2 separate regions of the Homo sapiens genome follow, and region 1 is linked to region 2. A link is a contact called in ENCODE Hi-C or POLR2A ChIA-PET data. All regions are on one chromosome and are shown on one strand. Each heading gives the region's core, a stretch centred on a gene start or an enhancer-like site at or near the end of the contact. The rest is flanking DNA. Distances are from core to core; before and after follow the strand shown.

The links. Hi-C counts contacts between places; a loop is a spot of excess contacts on that map. ChIA-PET counts read pairs that join two places held with the same protein, here RNA polymerase II (POLR2A). Pooled maps may share reads with other maps.
Region 1: a map of OCI-LY7 shows a loop between it and region 2 (5-fold over the local background). The contact joins two enhancer-like sites. A Hi-C loop is called at or near these places in 2 of 168 maps with a recorded cell type or tissue (B cell and OCI-LY7), 1 of 37 single-sample maps with no recorded cell type and 5 of 50 pooled maps. POLR2A ChIA-PET finds 5 or more read pairs at or near these places in 1 of 52 experiments (OCI-LY7).

The regions. Positions count from the first base shown.
Region 1 is chr2:99,860,057-99,862,756 of GRCh38, forward strand. The region is part of intron 7 of AFF3 (ALF transcription elongation factor 3); the gene reads right to left. Among named protein-coding and RNA genes, the nearest start is that of AFF3, 280 kb to the right of the region's middle. Within about 2 kb of position 1,260, at least 3 of the 41 ENCODE cell types and tissues checked have a DNase peak (open chromatin) inside an H3K27ac peak, as active enhancers do; they include OCI-LY7, where a contact is called at or near this core.
Region 2 is chr2:100,246,324-100,249,023 of GRCh38, forward strand. LINC01104 (long intergenic non-protein coding RNA 1104) reads left to right here. Exons shown (of 3, transcript NR_103730.1): 2 at 789-915. Among named protein-coding and RNA genes, the nearest start is that of LINC01104, 39 kb to the left of the region's middle. RefSeq lists enhancers at 1,607-1,716, 2,588-2,700. Within about 2 kb of position 1,302, at least 2 of the 41 ENCODE cell types and tissues checked have a DNase peak (open chromatin) inside an H3K27ac peak, as active enhancers do; they include OCI-LY7, where a contact is called at or near this core.

The DNA.
Region 1 (2,700 bases), core at 10-2,509, 390 kb before region 2:
CGTTCCTCAAAGTGTTGTCCTTGCACTTTTAACTTTTTAAACTTATTAACAAATTTTTATATTAAAATATTTAATTGTGGCTGGGCACAGTGGCTTACACCTGAAATCTCAGCACTCTGGGAGGCTGAGGCGGGAGGATCACCTGAGGTCAGGAATTAAAGACCAGCCTGGTCAACATGGTGAAACCCTGTCTCTACTAAAAATACAAAAATTAGCAGCTGGGCATGGTGCTCATGCCTGTAATCCCAGCACTCTGGGAGGCCGAGGTGGGCAGATCACGAGGTCAGGAGATTGAGACCATCCTGGCTAACATGGTGAAACCCCGTCTCTACTAAAAATACAAAAAAACTAGCCAGGGGTGGTGGCGGGTGCCTGTAGCCCCAGCTACTTAGGAGGCTGAGGCAGGAGAATAGGGTGAACCTGGGAGGCAGAGCTTGCAGTGAGCCGAGATGGTGCCACTGCACTCCAGCCAGGGCGACAGAGTGAGACTCTGTCTCAAAAAACAAAAAACAAACAAAAAAATTAGCCAGGCGTGGTGGTGTGCGCCTGTAATCCTAGCTACTCAGGAGGCTGAGGTAGGAGAATGGCTTGAACCCAGGAGGTAGAGGTTACAGTAAGCTGAGACCACATCATTGCCTAGCCTGGGCAACAAGAGTAAAACTCCGTCTCAAGAAAAAAAAAAAAATTAAATTGACAGATAAAAGTAGTGTATATAATTCAAGGTATACAATGTGATCACCTGACATATGTATATATTGTGTAAAGATGATCACAATAAAATTAACGTGTCTGTCACTACCCATAGTTATCATGTTCTGTGAGTTTGTATACATGTACAGTTAAGACACTTAAAATCTGCTCTCTCATCAAATTTCAAGTAAGCAGTGCAGCATTATGAATAGTCACCATGCTGTACACTAGGTCCCCAGAACGTATCCATCTTATAACTGAAAGTTTGTACCCTTAACCAACAGCTCCCCCTTTGAATTTAGTGATTCTCTCCTTTGTGGAGAGAATCAGAGGGCTTCAGATGGAAGTGACTCACAAATCCAAATTCTTTAGGTTTCTTATGGAAAGAAATCATACTGGTAACAGACCAGATTTTCAGCAATGTTGCCAGTTAAATGATGGGTTTTGGTCAACAGCTCCAAAATTGATGTTGCCACTGACTCTGTTTCATGTGCAGCTTCCAACATTGCCAATTCAAAAGATATGTTGATCCTTTCAATGTAAGAACTCATGCAAACTTACATGTAGGCTCTTTCTATGGTAATACGATATGGGGAGTAGAGAAGTGGCCAAGAACAAGGGCTTTAGAGCCAAACTACCTGGATTTGATCCTGGTCACTCTCTGTGTTTCAGTTTCCCCCACTACATAAATGAGGGTAATAACCTACCACACAGACCTGTGTATAAGATGGGTTATACACTTAAAATAAATGGTTAAATAATGTCTCATGCACTAGAAGAGGCCAAGACTTGAAAGTTGTTATCATTCTTCTGAAATTCTGGAGTGTATTCTTGGCACTGTTATAAAGCTTTGGTTGAGCTGCTCTGTACTTAACCACTTCCTCTTTTTGTTTTCTTATCTTGAAACGCATCATACATAACAAAAGAATGGACATAATTAATGTATATGTACCTTGTAGAGAATAACAGTAAAATAAATATTTGTGTACCCAAACAGCGTAAGGTACAAAGTTATAACAATAAATGTCCAGAGCCACTGTGCTCTTCAATTATCTCATCAAACCCCCTTCACCATCCTAATTGGTGTTTTTGTCATTCTTTTGCTTTTCTTTATAGTTTTACTATATATTTGTTCATCACTATTTTTAAAGAAACTTTGCAAGTTGCTCAAAAATTCTCTTATGGCCTATTTTCTTGTTTACACTCCCCATCTGCCACCTTTTTTAGGCTTCCCTGCTCTCCTCAACCAGGGAACTGCTGCAGATTTAGAAAGATGTTTTAGTCTCCACATTGGCCAAACTGCTTTTCTTCACTGATTAGTTTTTGAAGTCTTCCCCCACACTTCCCCCACCCTTCCCCAAGACCTCATCATTGTGATCCTGGGTAGCTAATGATAAATGATTTTAAAGTTTCCAGGTTTTCTTTTAATATCTATACTTCCTATTTTTTTTCCTAAAAGCTGAATTTTACTGCATTTTCTCTTAAATCTGTCAAAACACGGGGTAGAGTTCTCTGGTTTTGCTGAATTCACTGGAATGGTCCAGCTTCCGGCCAGGGACTGTCCTCTGCAGCACACTATTTCATCCATAGATAATGTCCGGGGTGTTTTCTACTTACTGGGGCCAAAATGTGCTGAACTTTTTGGGTTCTGAGTTTCATGTTTCAGAAACAATCATATGACCTACGTACATGCCTTACTCCAGCCAAGAGGACTTTTCTCAAACCCTGGATCACTAAAATTCCATTTTCACAGCCTTATCTAATTTTTCAGGTGCATTTACAGATAATGCCCCACATCACTAGGTCTGGCCCAGTGCCCCACGGTGTGGTCCTGATGTTGGCCCAAATTACTGAGGAAAGGGAATTTCCACATTCCTAGCTTGTTCCTTTATGCTCTTCATCCTGTGTAAGAACCAGTGTAAAACAATATTTTACAAACATAAAAGGGACCTTTGAAACTTATTTGATGTGTTAGCCTGCCAAAGGCAAAGTCATCACGAAGTGGACCGA
Region 2 (2,700 bases), core at 52-2,551:
CTCATTTTCCCCCTTGTGGTTGGATGGGATCATGCACCCAGTTCTCGTTGAGACCAAGATGCTGAGGTTACCGTTTTCTTTGTGGGACCAAAAAAAGAGCTCTAATTCGGCTTGAAACGTGTGTGTTTGTGCGTGCGTGTGAGAGAGGGCAGGTGCGTAATGGAGAGTGTGTCGGTGTTCCATGTGTGAGAGTGTGTAGGTGAGTGTGTGTGTGTGAAGAGATGTGTGTGATAGTGGTGTGTGAACTTGGGAGTGTGTGTCTGTGGTGCATAACTGTGTGTGTGTGTATGTGCAAATGTGAGTGTGTATGTGTGTTAATGTGTGTATGTGTGTGTGACTAAGGCGTGTGAGTGTGGTGTGTGAGCTTGGGCGTGCGGGTGTTGAAATGTGTGTGAGTGTGTACACGTGTGTGAGCACAACAGTGTGTGAGTTTGGGGTGGGCACAGGCCACAGCTAGTCTCTCTTGGGGCGTTAGATCTCTGCAACCCAAGCACCCCAAGTCGCTCTCCTTCCTCACTCCATCCTGAGCTTCCCAGCTGCTGCCTCTGCTCCGAACTCCCACGGGGAAAGCAGCGTCTCTAGGACCAGGGGCTCCGAGCATGGCACAGCGCCAACTCTCGTCTCTTGCCGCCTCCTGAGAACCTGGGTGCAGCACAAAACAGTCAAATATTTTCCTCTTCTGTCATCACTAACTAGAGCTCCACAAGTTCCCAGATTGCCGTGTTAGCTCTTCACCATAATTAGCAGTTTTCTGATATCATGCTAACACTCCTTAATTCTTCCCTCAGAGACAAAGCAAATCCGTGGGATGCCGAGGGCACTTGGATAACTTCCGCTCGGGAGAGAAGCCCAAACTCCGCGTCCCGGAGACCTGAAGTGTGGCCGCCAGTGGACACCCAGCTGAGGGATGAGCAGGTGGGCCTCAGTGGTGGCTGTGGGGTCCCTGGACACTGCTCGCCACTGGCCTCCAGAAGCATTGTAGGCTTTGGGGACCTGCTGGTCCTCCGGCCCTAAATGTGGCCCTGGAATGATGAAGGAAAGTTTGCCATCTCCATCCTCCTCAAGCTGCCTGAGCACCCCAGTAGCACCCACCCTGTCTGTGCTCCCGTCTGCACCCCATGTCCTGGGGCCTGCTTTGTGTTGCACCGGATGACAGGAACCAGTGCCCTGACTGTGACTTGCTTCTCCCTTCAGGGACACACAAGCACTTTCACAGCAAGGCTACTTTTCAGCCCTTCTGCAGACAGGGCTTCCTGCAGGGATGCTGGATGCAGAGGCAGGACGAGGATGCAGGGCCTGGGTCCAGGTGCGACTCCTCTCACACCTGGTACAGGTGGCCCCTCTCCCGGCAGGGCACCTCGGCTCCCTGGGGAGAATGAGAAAGGGGAACTGAGAGTTCATTGTTCCGTGGGGCATGCCACAAACCCCCAAAGACCCATCGGGTGAAAAGAAGAAAAACAACCGCAAAGCTATTTTCACCTGAGGCGGTCTCATGGGTGAAGCAGACGCCTGGATTACTCAATCCAGGCAGGGTCTCCTGCCTGGATTACTCAAATAATGACCCGGTGTGTCCTCCTTCCACCAGTGAGAAAGTCCCTTCTCAGTGGAAAATTATGGGTTGAGGTCTTTTACCTGGGGCCTCCTCTTTTTGTTTAAGATGGTAGTTTAAAAAAAACAGTTTTTTTTTTAGAGAAGTGTTTGTTTCCAGCAAACTTGAGAGGAAAGTACAGAGGTTTCCCACGTCCCCCCTGCCCAAGCACATGCACAGCCTCCCCAACTACTCACATCCCCCATCGGTTATCCATTTGTGACAACTGATGAACCCCCATGGGCACATGATCATCACCCAAAGCCCAGTGTTAGCATTAGGGTTCATTCTTGGTGTTGTACATTCTATGGGTGTGGAGAGCAGGTAATGACATGCGTCCACCATTTTAACAGAATAGTTTGCCCGCCCTAAAATTTCCCATGCTCCTCCTGTTCATCTGTCCTTTCCTCCAATCCCAGGCAACCACTGATCTTTTTACTGTCATCATGGTTTTGTCCTTCCCATAATGCCACATAATTGGAAGCATTTACATTTCCTCCATTTCACTTCATAGCTTGGTACCTCAGTTGTTTTTAGTGCTGAATAATATTCCATTGTCTGGAGATATCCTTATTTATTTATTTATTTTGATGCAGTCCCAGTCTGTCGCCCAGGCTGGAGTGCAGTGGCGGGATCTCAGCTCACTGCAACCACCACCTTCCATGCTCAAGCTATTCTCCTGACTCAGCCTCCTGAGTAGCTGGGATTACAGGTGCCCATCAACACGCCTGGCTAATTTTTGTATTTTCAGTAGAGATGGGATTTCACCGTGTTGGCCAGGCTGGTCTTGAACTCCTGACCTCAAGTGATTCGCCTGCCTTGGCCTCTCAAACTGACCTCAAGTGATTTGCCCACCTCGGCCTCCCAAAGGGCTGGGATTACAGGCGTGAGCCACCATGCCCGGCCGGCATGTATCAGTTTATTTATCCCTTCACCTGCTGAAGGACATCTTGGTTACTTCCAAGTTTTGGCAATGATAAACACGGCTGCTATAAACATGTGTGCTCAGGTATCTGTGCAGACATTAGTTTTCGGTTCATCTGCACAAATACCAAGGAGCATGATTGCTGGATTGTGTGGTAAGGGGATGTTTAGTTTTGAAGGAAACCACC